Regions from separate parts of the Homo sapiens genome. Here region 1 is linked to region 2. Evidence: chromatin contacts called from ENCODE Hi-C data. All regions are on one chromosome and are shown on one strand. The core of a region is the stretch at or near the end of the contact, and the rest is flanking DNA. Distances in the headings are between cores, read along the strand shown.

The links. Hi-C counts contacts between places; a loop is a spot of excess contacts on that map. Pooled maps may share reads with other maps.
Region 1: a loop to region 2 is called in a map with no recorded cell type, with 7 times the contacts of the local background. The contact joins the promoter of C12orf56 here to the enhancer-like site in region 2. A Hi-C loop is called at or near these places in 5 of 37 single-sample maps with no recorded cell type and 1 of 50 pooled maps.

The regions. Positions count from the first base shown.
Region 1 is chr12:64,389,032-64,396,563 of GRCh38, reverse strand. It overlaps C12orf56 (chromosome 12 open reading frame 56), which reads left to right and starts at 5,806. Exons shown (of 13, transcript NM_001170633.2): 1 at 5,806-6,250. The coding sequence starts at 5,999. It also overlaps the pseudogene RPS11P6.
Region 2 is chr12:63,292,168-63,298,828 of GRCh38, reverse strand. LINC03056 (long intergenic non-protein coding RNA 3056) reads left to right here. Exons shown (of 2, transcript XR_007063345.1): 2 at 5,893-6,661. Among named protein-coding and RNA genes, the nearest start is that of LINC03056, 78 kb to the left of the region's middle. Within about 2 kb of position 4,413, at least 3 of the 41 ENCODE cell types and tissues checked have a DNase peak (open chromatin) inside an H3K27ac peak, as active enhancers do.

The DNA of each region.
Region 1 (7,532 bases), core at 4,557-7,056, 1.1 Mb before region 2:
GCTGCTTGTGGTAGGCATGCTCAGTCTCAATCCACCATCTTCTTGGCTGCCTGAGAAAAAACTAGACAATTATTATTATTATTATTATTTTGAGATGGAGTTTCGCTCTGTCACCAGGCTGGAGTGTGGTGGTGCGATCTTGGCTCACGGCAACCTCCGCCTTCTGGTTCAAGCAGTTCTCCTGCCTCGGCCTCCTGAGTAGCTGGTGCACCACCACGCCCAGCTAATTTTTGTATTTTTAATAGAGACGGAGTTTCACCATGTTGGCCAAGATGGTCTCGATCTCTTGACCTCATGGTCCACCTGTCTCGGCCTTCCAAGATGTTGAGATTACAGGTGTGAGCCACCATGCCCGGCCAAAACTAGACAATTTTTAAAGATTGAAAGTAAGTGTTATCCTGATTCTGTTTATGGCTAATAAATATTTCTCAGTAAATATTTGTGAAATGTATTGAGTTGAACCAAAAAGAACATAATTACGAGCTGATAGCTGCTGAGTTCTGTGTCAGATTCTCTGTGTGTTTCATCTCATTGTTCTTAAAGCCGAATGTCATTGTCACTAAAAGCTTATGCATAATGGGCTTCTTGGCAGAGAAAGAAGTTGGAAAACAGGTCAGGAATGCTGCCTTTATTGGTCCTATTCCAACCATTAGTTCCTCTTACAGGAAGTACATGTGCAGCAGGAAGCCTGAGAGGCAAAATAGAGCATTGGAGTATTATTCAGTGAAAGAAAACATTAATCCAAATCATTTGTCTGGTTTTTATAACAATGACATCTTTCCTTTGTATGTCATCTAATTACTAATAGTAGATTACTAATAGTAGATATTTAAATGATCAGTATCCATTAATAATAAGTATAGGGCTGGGCGCGGTGGCTCACGCCTGTAATCCTAGCACTTTGGGGGCCAAGGCAGGTGGATCACCTGAGGTGGGGAGTTCAAGACCAGCCTGACCAACATGGAGAAACCTTGTCTCTACTAAAAATACAAAAATTAGCTAGGTGTGGTGGTGCATGCTTGTAATCCCAGCTACTTGTGCGGCTGAGGTAGGAGAATTGCTTGAACCTGGGAGGCAGAGGTTGCGGTGAGCCAGAGGTTGCAGTGAGCCAAGATCGCACCATTGCACTCCAGCCTGGGCAACAAGAGCGAAACTCTGTCTCAAACAAAACAAAACAAAACAAAAACAACAACAACAAAAAACAAGCAACAACAACAACAACAAAAAAAACAACTAAGTTGAAGCACTAAGAGATTCCTAAATGAGACACCTTTAAAAAGTCAGGTTTAGGGCTGGGTGTGGCGGCTCATGCCTGTAATCCCAGCACTTTGGGAGGCTAAGGCAGGCGGATCACCTGAGGTCAGGAGTTCGAGACCAGCCTCAACATGGAGAAACCCCGTCTCTACTAAAAATACAAAATTAGCCGGGCATGGTGGTGCATGCCTGTAATCCCAGCTACTTGGGAGGCTGAGGCAGGAGAATTGCTTGAACCCGGGAGGTGGAGGTTGCAGTGAGCCGAGATTGCGCCACTGCACTCCAGCCTGGGTGATAGAGTGAAACTCCTTCTCAAGAAAAAAAAAAAAAGGTCAGGTTCTATTTATAGGCCACATATTCTAAATATCTTACTGTGTGTACTGTCTGTCTTTAGTTTCAAGTGGGGGGAATGGGAATACTTGGGATCCCTAGAAGCATTGAAGAGTACTTCTAGTTTGGAATCCTTACATGGTTCTCATGGCCTAACCTGCTGGTCTCTTCTCCACTAAAAATGTGACCCAAAAAAGGTAAAATTTGCCTTGGGTCAATCTCAGAAAGTTAGACTTGTATCCAATCAGAAGAATTTAATATTACCTTGTAGATAGGGAGCAGAACGACCACATATGTAACAGGAAATCACATACTTGTTGAACTTATTCTTTCTTTCTTTCTTTATTTTTTAAGACAGAGTCTCACTCTGTTGCCCAGGCTGGAGTGCAGTGGTGCCATCTTGGCTCACTGCAACCTCTGCCTCCCGGGTTCAAGTGATTCTTGTGCCTCAGCCTCCCAGGTAGCTGGGACTACAGGTGCCCGCCACCACGCTGGCTAATTTTTGTATTTTTTGGTAGAGATGGGGTTTCACCATGCTGTCCAGGCTGGTCTCGGACTCCTGACCTCATGTGATCCACCCACCTGGGCCTCCCAGAGTGCCGGGATTACAGGTGTGAGCCACCATGCCCAGTCAACTTGTTCTTTAGACGCTTATATAGTATTTACTCCAGTCCAGGTTCCTGTTCTAGGTACTATTGAAACTTTTTAAATCCTCGTAATAACCCTTTGGGGGTTGGTACTATTATCTCCATTTCATAGATGGGGAAACTGAGGCATAGGTCATTCAGCTACTGAATAGGAGAGCTGGAATTTGAACCCAGGTCATCTGGCTCTACAGTTCTATGCTCATAACTACTGTGCTTCGAATTATTTAAATTGACCATCCCTGTACCTAAGACCACTGTTCTGATGAAATTCAAGGAGACTGCATTTGAGGATTAGTCCAGGTAAGTAATGTCCCATTCCTTTTGATAATTTTGTCAAGAAACATCTATTAAGTGCTTGATTGCAGGAGTTCCTTTGCCAAATGTTTCTTGAGTTTGGATGAACTTACAAGATAAGGAGGGGGTACCTATCTTTGGTGCATTTGGGTTAACCATGTAAAACAGGGGTATCCAGGCTTTTGACTTCCCTGGGCCACATTGGAAGAAGAAGAATTGTCTTGGGCCACATATAAAATATACTAACACTAATGATAGCTGATGAGCTAAAAAAAAAAAAAAAAATCGCAAAAAAATCTCATAATGTTTTAAGACATTTATGAATTTGTGTTGGGCCACATTTAAAGCCTTCCTGGGCTGCAGGTGGCCTATGGGCCATGGATTGATGTAAAGCTTACCAAAAGATAAGGGAATGTGAATGCTTCATATGTCTGTAGTGCTCATAGAGTCTATAATTCATCACATTTGATCCTCACATTTTATAGATGATGAAACTGAGGCTCGGAAAGGTTGTGACTTTCCAAAAGTCTGATAGATAACAGAGTTAGTGCCCTTATCTAGTTCTCCTGACTCCAAATCTAGTGATCTTTCCTATATATTTAAATCCATTTCCTGCAATAGAAATTTTGCTGTTACCTTGGCAACACTGCTGTACAGTGCCTGGAAACCATTGTATTGCCTTCTCTGTGTGCCACGAAGTTAAAAGTTTAACTGAAGTCACCTTGATCACCAATCTCCCAGTCAAATTCCCTTCTTTCTGTGCTTCATTTTATTTATTTATTTATTTTTTAATTTTAGATACAGAGTCTTGCTCTGTTGCCCAGGCCAGAGTGGAGTAGGGCAATCTCAGCTCACTGCAACCTCCACCTCCCGGGTTCAAGCAATTCTCCTGCCTCAGCCTCCCGAGTAGCCAGGATTACAGGCATGTGTTACCACACCCAACTAATTTTTTGTAATTTTAGTAGAGATGGGGTTTCACCATGTTGGCCAGGTTGGTCTCAAACTCCTGACCTCAACTGATCTACCCGCCTCGGCCTCCCAAAGTGCTGGGATTACAGGCATGAGCCACCACACCCAGCCTGTGCTTCATTTTAATGTTTGCTAAGCTTAGTGCACTTGTCACCAAAAGCTTATTCAAGATGGGCTTCTTGGCAGATATATCAAGTATGCTGTCTTTTTTGGTCCTGGTCCAGTCATTCTGTTTCTCTTAGTCCTGGGAAGTAGGTATGAAGTAGGAAGCCTGAGAGACACAAAATAGTAGACTAAGATAAGGCCTTTCCCTTATGTGGGCCTCACTTTCCACCTCTGATATTGTAGTCATTCATCTTTCAACTGCTTTTGTGAGGTGTGGCTATTCAGCAGAGGTGAAGCGCCTTTGCCTTTCTGTTAGTTTGAAGCAACAAACTCTATTTAGAGTGGTTTAGATAATGAGTAGTCTTTATTTTGGAGGAAATAGCCATGCGGCATCTTTTATCAATAAAGGTTGCTACGGATGGTGTAGTTCATTCATTTTTCATCCATTTATGAAGTTAGGAAGGCTCAGATGTGTGATGAGATCCTAAGAAAACTTTAACTACTAGGTCATTTAAGATTTTGCCAGCAGGTGGCACTTCTCTTTACTCACTTGAGTTCCTTAACATGATCTTAGACTTAAGTCTAGCCAGACCCTTACATGGCGGTGGTTCATGCCTGTATTCCCAGCACTTTGGGAGGTCAAGGCAGGCAGATCAGTTGAAGTCAGGAGACAAGCCATGGCCAAGATGGTGAAATCCTGTCTCTACTAAAAATACACACAGAAAAAAAATTAGCCAGGCATGGTGGTGTACACCTGTAGTCCAAGCTACTTGGGAGGCTGTGGCAGGAGAATGGCTTGAACCCAGGAGGCAGAGGCTGCAGTGAGCCGATATCATGCCACTGCACTCCAGCCTGGGTGACAGAGGGAGACTCTGTCTCAAAAAAAAAAAAAAAAAAAAAGTTTAGCCAGACCAAAACATTTCTCTTTCCCTTTGTACTAGTGTAGTCTACAATATCTGTTTATGGATTGTAATATATTTATACCTTCTTTCCACAAGGGATTTGAAGTTGCTTATAACATACAGTATACAATAATAAAATATGTAGAAAGGGAGAATATAAAGAATATATCAAATTTGATTCAGGGTTGCTGGCAGCCACAGCAATGAACGATATGGTTTCATTATCAGGTTTTTGGGTCAATGGGGAGGGGAAGAGAATAACTTTTCTAGGATTCGAAATAAAAAATGGAACTTCTGACTTAGAGCATTTCTGTTGTGCCCTTCTCATTTCTCTAACCTAATTAGTAAGTTATTCTTGGCCTGTAAAAACTAAGGAATACTTACTCCTCTGCAGCCTCAGGGTATGTAATCCGCATTCTTCAGTCTATCAGCTTCAACTTTTCAAGATGCCAGCATCACCCATTCATTCTTCCTGCATAGATTGTCCTGGGCATTGGAAACAAAACCATATGCCTTAGGTTGGTTTGGGTGTGCTCACATCAATTCATGTGAAGAATCCCTTTCTCAAAGGCTGGGCGAGGTGACTTAACGCCTGTAATCCCAGCACTTTGGGAGGCCGAGGCGGGCGGATTACCTGAGGTCGGGAGTTGGAGATCAGCTTGACCAACATGGAGAAACCCCGTTTTTACTAAAATATACAAAATTAGCTGGGCGTGGTGGCGCATGCCTGTAATTCCAGCTACTCAGGAGGCTGAGGTAGGAGAATCGCTTGAACCCGGGAGGGGGAGGTTGCGGTGAGCCGAGATGGCGCCATTGCACTCCAGCCTGGGCAACAAGAGCAAAGCTGCGTCTCAAAAAAAAAAAGAGAAAAGAAAAAAAAAATCCCTTTCTCACTGGTTGGAGAAAGAAGACCTATGTTTACACTCCGACAATATCAGAAAGCTGTGCCAGGCCATGTTATAACCAAAAGCTAAATCTGTGTGATTGGGTTTAATAGGTTTCTAGGGTTGTTAAAAATAAATCGGTAAATTAAACTCTTTCAAGTTTCTAACAGGAAACCAGATTGAAGCTGGCTTCCATTACCAATAAAGTTTGTATTGGATGGTGTGATCCGCAACAGAGTACGCAGTGGTGGGGACTGGCATTAGGGGTGGGCGGGAGAGACCCTAAAAATCCACCGCCCTTCGGCCGCAGGGGACTTCACGGTGATGAGCCCGAGGTGCCCATCAACTCGGGCCTGAAGGACCAGCGTCTTGCCCCGCCCATCGCCGTCTGAGGTTAGGACAAAGATCGAGAGGCTGGACAGGGCTGGGGAGGGCGCTCCAGGGAAGCCGACCTAGCGTCGATTCCTGCAGTTGCGGCCCGGGTCCCCGCGCCTGGAGAGGAGGCGACGCGTGGCCGGCGGCTTTGTGGCGCGCGGGTTCCAGCGCGGGGGCGGGGAGAGGGCGAGCTGAGGGCCTCGAGTCCCAGCACTCCGCCACGCTGCGGGCGCCGGGCATGGCCAGCCCCTTGCCGTCCGGCTTCCCCGCGCGCAGGAACAGCCGCCTGGATGTGTTCCTGCGGCGGCATCTGCCGCCCGAGGTCTACGACGCGGTCCGCGCCTACGAGCCATGCATCGTGGTGTCCAACTCTGAGAACCACATCCTCAAGTATGTGGTGCTAAGCGACCGGCTCGTCTACCTAACCGAGAACCCGCCCAAGTCCATCCGGCGGGTAGTGGCTCTGCGGGACGTCGTGGCCATTGACCTGGTGAGCGGCGCGGGTGGGCAGGCGGGCTCGGGAGCGCAGTGAGAACTCCCGGCTGGGGCCCCCAAACCCAGCCCTCCTGCGCGGGGAGGGCTGCCCCATCCTGCCCTCGACTCCCCTCCTCTTATTTGAGAACGAGGAACACAGGGAAGCTGTGGATTGCTGTGAGCACTCCTAATACAAACACGTCTCCCATTCTCCTCGTGTCTGCCTGTTCACCCATTCTCCCGCCTCCCCTACCCCACGTAGGGCTACAGGTTTGAGAACCGAGCTCCCTATCAAAAATACCTTTTAAAGTCATTCCTTTGTTAACAAAGCACCTAGTCAGTGCCAGGCACTGTGCTAGACTCGGAGGATGCAAAAACGAAAGAGGGCCCCTACCTAGAAGCAGTCGCTGGAGGGCTAGAAAGCCAACACCCGTGCAAATAAATGCTGTGTGTTAAGTGCTGTTATATCTCATTTACTTTTTTGCCCCCGATGCTTAGAGCATGTTAGATGCTCAATAAGAATAAATGCATAAGGCCGGGTGCCGTGGATCACGCCTATAATCCTTACACTTTGGGAGGCCAAGGTGGATAGATCACCGGGGGTCAGGGGTTCGAGACCAGGCTGGCCAACATGGTGAAACGCCGTCTCCACCAAAAGTACAAAAATTACCCAGGCGTGGTCGTGTGCACCTGTAATCCCAACTACTTGGGAGGCTGAGGCACAAGAATCGCTTGAACCTGGGAGGCGGAGGTTGCCGTGAGCCGAGATCGCCCCACCTGCACTCCAGCCTGAGCTACAGAATGAGTGAGACACCGTTCCCCTCCACCCCCTCCCCAGCAAAAGAATAAATGCATGAATAAGCAGATGCGTTAATGAGATGCGCACAGGACGCTTGGCAATCTCAGGCGGCTCACTTGATCCAAACTGGGCGCAGGGCCTGCTGGGAAACGTCTTGGAAGGAGGGGCGTCGACGCTAGGAGCTGGGCTTGAAAGACGTCGGGCCTGCCACAGCCTGTCGCCGGTTTTCGGGTGCTGTTCCTGTACCCCTTTCGTCCAGGAATAGATTTACCTTGTAAACCAGCAACAGACTGGAAGCACGGTCTCCTCTCCAATTACTGTTTTCCCCGCCTGGCTCCCTTTGTCTGAGCTGCTCTCCAGGTGTGTTCTTGGTTTTTCCGTTGGGGACAGGTGTCTAGCCTCGTTTTTTCATTCCCTTGACTGAGCCCCAAGGGAGAGGTTGGCGAGACGCTTGATGGAGCTGTTTTGCTGAGGAGTCATGGCTTGTTTTGAACGAGTC
Region 2 (6,661 bases), core at 3,164-5,663:
CTCTTCATCCTCCCTCCTCCCTGCCATTTACCTTTCCCAGTCAGAGAATGTTTTCTAAACACTCAAACTACTTGGTCATCTGTTGACATTCTTGTGAAAGCATAGTTTTATACGGTCAGTTGTTGATTCATTGTTCTTGTACAGAAAGTGAAAAGGGCATGGAAACTAGAATTAAACCACTTGGGGTTTATTTTTCCTTTTCCACCTAGTTTGGCAGCATGTTTTGGGGCAAGTCACTATTTCCTCACTTTCGAAAAGAAAGAAAAAGGGAGAGATTACAGTGTTAAATATTTCACAGATTTTCCATACAGCTTAGATGAATAGTTATCATGAAAGCATTCTCTCAATTGTTAAACAGTTGTGGTATTTTCATGAAATACATGATTATGACTTACTATTTCTCAGCTCCTAGGAGATGTCTGGTAGTATTAGTTTACATGGAATTGGTTTTCTTGTTTTATGGGGAAACTGTTACCAGCTTTCTTACTTACTGGGGGAGACAGAAGGTCATGTTGAAGCAATCTGTTTACCAAAGATTATTCCTCTTGCAAAAAGCCCGTTCCCTTTCTTCTTTCAGCAGAAAGAAACTCAGTATCCTGAGAGAAATGTATAGCTAGATGTTTTATTTTGTTTTGTTTTGTTTTGTGAGACTAAACAAAAGCTGTCTTTCCCATATGCTGAGCTCTGAGTAGGGAGTAGGTAGAATGAATCTATTTGTATTAGGAGGCTTAAGAGGCTAGGGACTTTCTAAGATTCAAAGTTTAGAGAGACCTGTTAGAATAAACCATTTGGTCCTGACCAAAAGCCAGTGTTACAGAAGAGTGACAGGCTCCTAATGTCCATGAGAGTGGGGCTGTAGTTCTAGTGATTATATTTGGTCTCAGTCATTATATTCCAGTGATTATACTTGATAAACAACAGTTGAACGTGGGAATGTAAATTAGAAATTACTTTATCGCTTAGCGAGAAAAAGTGTTTATAGTATGCTACTGTTTACCTAGGTAAGGACCATAAAAGGATAACTTTAAAATTACGAGAAAAAAAAGTTACTATGTAGAAGGGGAAGACTAGTATGGCAAAGACAAAGATAGAAACTAAAATTTCAAAAATATACTTTGCTTGCAGTTTTGACTTTAGGGCCACGTAAATCTTTTGCACAAATATAGAACAAAATTTAATTTAGAAAAACAGCCCCTAAGAGTTGAAGGCAAATGAAAATGGAAGTTAATTGCTTATTAAGTTGGTGGCACAACTTTTCAGACAAGCTTAAGGCACAGTGATTCCAATGTACATTGCCTATAGACTATAACCTAAAGACAAAAAGGAATTAAAAAGAAAATTCATAAACTTTATTGGTATCCATATGTGCTAGTGATGTTGCTATTCTGAGACCATTTTGTGTGTTTTGTGGAATAAAGCAAATAAGTAATGATGTTGGTGTTATTGGGAACCAGGAATTTTAGCATAGGAGAAAGGTGATACAGATGTAAGTTCAATTAGGTTTCAGTTGTTTACCGATGATCCCAGGGTAACCAAATATTTGAGGAAGAGATTTTTTTAATAGACATATCCAATCAAGGACTGAAGAGGAAATGAAAGAATATCACATTTTGCAAACCATAATTGATGTATTAATGAATCTAGGCAATAGTCATCCATTACTGTCAACATTTGAAAAGAAGACATTTAGATAAGTGTTCCTGATGGAAGTACACAATACCACCCATGAAGTCATTATACCCCAATAATCCAACCTGAATCTAATAAGCTTCTAATAATTTCCCATCAATATAGGAGGATCAAAGAATATGTTAAGTGGCACAAATGGGATGCAATCAGCAAAATTCAGACAATAGAAAACATAATAGGACAAACTATCATTTACTTAAAAAATCTATCTATCTTTCTATCTATCTATCATCTATCTATCTAATCTATCTATGGAAAAAGAAAAAAGGTAGAGGGGGAACGTACAGAATAAAATAGACTTAAGAGACCTGTTGCAATTATGAACTTTATTTGGATTCTGATTTCTACAAACAAATTATAAAAAATAAATTATTAAAACATTTGTGAGACAACTGGGGGAATTTGAATGCTGGTTGGATAGTTGATGATAAAATGCACATATTTATATTTTAAGTGTGATAATGGCATCACATTTAAAATGGGTTTAGGTTTTCTTTTTAATAATCCTTATCTTTAGTGCTGCAAATAATACTACAAATAAAGTGATATGATTCTGGCATTTCCTTTAAAATGTTGGGTGTGAGGAGGATAGGTAGGGAAGAATATAGATGAACAAGATTATCCATACACTGAAAATTACTGAACTGGATGATGGGTATACTATATTCTGGTATATGTTTGAATTAGTCCATGATAAGTAGAACAAGAAATAATCATCCCCATACAGCATGGGCACACCCGAAAGCATGGGCATCCCCACAGCATGGGCACACCCAAAGCCTGGGCTAGGACCTGATCATCATGAGTGTGCTTTAGCAGTAGTGAACAATCACAGTCTGCTCATCTATGCAGGGCTGCTCTTCAACAGTGCTGAACCACGTTGAACAATCATGTGGCACAGATGCACTAGCCAGGGTCCAGCTCCTACCCAGTTGGAGTTTTGGAAGCTGGACTGATAGACTTGGGATTGAGTTAGGTTCCTGGTGTTCTTGAATAAATTGAGGAGTAGGAAAAACCTCCAGAATGATATCCTGAAATTTCATCTAACAAGAAACAGTGGTGGCTCCAAAGTAAATTGGCATAAAAAAGAGATGAGTCTCTATTTTGTAAATGTAGACTTAGTAAAACAGTTATACTGGTTAAATGAGATTCACATCATGAATAGATTTTAATTCTGTAAATCCTATGTTGATTTTTCTCCTATTACAAAACATGTTTTCTAAAACTTCTGAAAATCTACATTTCAATACTGATTAATTCAAGAGATAAAATAATTTTTATATATGCAATATATGTAGTTACTATTTAAACAAGAATTGAGTTGGCTTCATGTGCTAACCAAAGAGCTTTTCATTGCTTTTAGGATCATATCTAAGCTTCTTAACACAATCTAATAAGCCATTCATCCCTTCTATCCCACCACACCATATTCCAGCTTCATTTTTCGTTCTTTCAGTTTGTTAACCTTCTTTAATGCCTGAGATATCTTGCACTTAGGATTCTCTCTTCCCCAAAGCCCTTTCCCTATACTCCCACCCCATCGTTGTCCTGATCAAGTTCTACTTGTAACTAGGGACCAGATTAAATGTCTCCCAATGATGTCTTCACTGATAATTCAGAGTAGAATGGTACCCCTGATAAATTTCAGTAGCATCCTGCCCTTCACCTTTTGTAAAACTTCCATCTATGATTATGTAAGTATTTGTCCCTGTTTTGGTTACTGTTCATCTCTGTGACTAGAATGAATGAATGTTACATGAGACTGGAACAACTCCTGTCTTGTTTTCTGCTCCGTCCCAGCACTTAGAGTAGGCTACCTTGTTACCTAATAAATATTTGCTGAATTAATGAATGAAATCCTCATAGTGTTTTCCTTACTGAAAATCCTAAAGCTGTTTTCTCATATTTGGCGACCTACACTTGAGATATTTATCAAGATTTGTTCTATTTAAATTCTTAGCTCATCATTGACAAAAGCCAGATTTCTTTAATCTACTGTTTTGCTCCATCTAGTGACAATGTTTTAATCAAAATGTCTATTGTGTGAGTACTATTTTCAGTTTTAAGTGAAATGAGAAAGGAAACAGAACATTTTTGCCATTTTGTAGACAGGAATGACAAACAATGAGATTGTCAGATATTTAAATACAGATGTGTTGGCTCCAAATTTAAACTTACTGCTTGCAGCCTCCTAGCCCATCAATTATACTAGCATTTTCCTATTGTAGGCCAAGATTATCAGCTACTTGTAGATTTGTAGAACAACTTGGTTATTCTTTCTCTAAAAAACCCTCTTTAAAATTACATGAACACAACATGTTTTTGAATGTTGAATGATCAAGAGACCTAAAGAAACAAGAAGAATAATCTCCAAAGTGTTCACCACCCAGAGATACACTTGGTTTGTATATATTTTTGTTGTTTGTAATTTTAATGAAATTTCCATTACTCAGTGCCTGGACAAGGTCTGTAGTTTGATCTATATAATTTATACTCTTTTAATCTCCACAAAATGGATCCTATTTTATATACTGTCTGTAAGGTAATATTTTCTTTATGCTAAATATATCACAACTATGTGGTCTGGTAGGCAAGGAAAATCCACCTTTTATTTCTAGGAATGAAAGGTTTTGTGGTGTGTTCCTTAGAATATGCTTCCTGTGGACACTCAGTGAGTGCCTGTTGGCTGAGTCATGCCTGACTGCTGCTTTGTTTTCTTAAATAACATGAAACCTTGAAAACAAACTTACCAGTAACTATGATGGTTAATAAGTGACATACGGGACTGCTGTTTGTGGAAACATGAAAATTTAATTGTTCCTACCCTTGAGCTGACTGATTCCTCAGTGAATTCAGTGGAACTCATCTTAACATTATTATCTAAAATTCATTAGTCCTCAGTGTCTAATGTGTTCAAAAGTATAAGGTTTTATACTCTAAATTTTCTCTTGGAATGTGTCAGTACTAAAACTTCCCTATAAGTTTATTTATAATCCTTTAGTCTTAAATCTGTACTCTCATAGCGTGCCAGGCCGTATAACATCTTGTTATAATTATTTCACTGGACTTGCGAGGGACATTCCATCCAAACCTGCCACTTGGTTTGGAGTTAAGCATAAACAAACCAAATCTATTTTTACGTTCAACAATACTAAGAGGTCCCACTGCTTATCACATTATGATATGGAGGTCTAAATTCCCCAAGCCAAAACAAAATAAAACAACAATAGCAACAACAATTTGTCCCCTCTCTCAGTGGCCTTAAGTATCCCAAGTTGCTGTGGCTCTTCCATTTCATTATTTATGTATGTTGTTATTTGTTGGCTCAACATTCCAGCATCCTTCCCATAAGCTTATCTTCTCCCACTTCCCAAAACCACACGACTCAGAAGTAAACACATACTCTTATAAGAACACCCAGCACTTTGAGAGGCGGAGGTGGGTGGATCGCCTGAAGTCAGGAATTCGAGACCAGCCTGACCAACATGGTGAAACCCCGTCTCTCCAAAATACAAAAAAAATTAGCCGGGCCTGGTGGCACATGCCTGTAATCCCAGCTACCTGGGAGGGTGAGGCAGGAGAATTGCTTGAACCTGGGAGGCGGAGGTTGCAGTGAGCCAAGATTGCACCATTGCACTCCAGCCTGGGCAACAGAGCAAAACTCCATCTCAAAAAAAAAAAGAAAAGAAAGAAAGAACATGATGGCTTACATTGTATAATCAGTATGTAATTACAGGAATGTAGAAGACGCACATAGAAAATCACAAGGATAAATCTCAAAAGCGAGTTCATTAATTCTTAAATCTTGTTTATTCCTAACCTTTGAACTCTGGCCACAACTTTTTGAAAATATACCTTTCTGGTTTTAACCCACATCTTCTTAATGTTTTCTGCATTTTTTATTAGACCCAAATCTCTAAAGTAAATGGTCAGTGGAAACTACAGATATTTTCCAGGCACTGAGTAATGGAAATTTCATTACAATTACATATTGGCACATCATGCATTTTAATTGCTTCCACAGTTCACAGAGACAATGCATATGTAAACACCCACTCAAATCCTAGAAGCTTCAGAATATTTCTTTTTGTGATCTGATGGTACTTGTGGTTGCCATAGAAAGGAGAAAGCAGGAATGTACTATCAGAATTTAAAGTTCCTTTTCATGATATTCTGCTTACATTCTTCTGCCTACCTTGCCAGATTGCTGTCAACAAATGCTAATCACCAATCATGGAAGAATTGCTTGACTAATACGAAAGGAAGCATGGTTTGCCCAGTGTGGGCTCCCTACACTCAAAGCATTGGCTACACTGCAGACAGAAACTGTACAGAAGTGGATGGCATGCTAACAGAGATGAGAAATGACAACTGACATCTAACAACAACGTATGGAAACTAGTTTTATGGAAACTATTTCCCATAAATAAGAATTGTAAGGTGCACATGTTTCCATAGCAACCTCTTCTGTTGTGTTCAATCCTGTGAAACAGAAATATAAAAACAAACACAACCATGTATGTGTGGAGAGCCATTCTGATGACCTGCAGAATAGGGAATGTAGAGTGCAATTTCTAGACCTTTCTCTTCCAGGTTTATTGTTTCTCCTATCCTAGGAAGCCTCTCATTTAATAATATGGTTTTGGCCATTTGTGGCATTCACATTGGCACCACAAATACTAATAGTTTTAGTAACCAACTGGTAGAGTGTTACCATTTGCTAGGCACTGGGCTAAACCCTTCATCATCTTTGTAAACTCTCACCATAAACCTATGGGACAAATAATTTTATTAACCTCATTTTACAGACAAGGACACTGAGGTAGAGAGTTGTTAAATGACTTTTCCAAGATCACTTCGCTAAGAAAAAAACAGAGGCAGGGCAAAATCTTGATGTCAGTTCCTTCTGACTCAAACATTCATGCTTTATGTTGGTAAGTTCAGTAGTCAAGAAGTTCATTGCTTCCTCTTA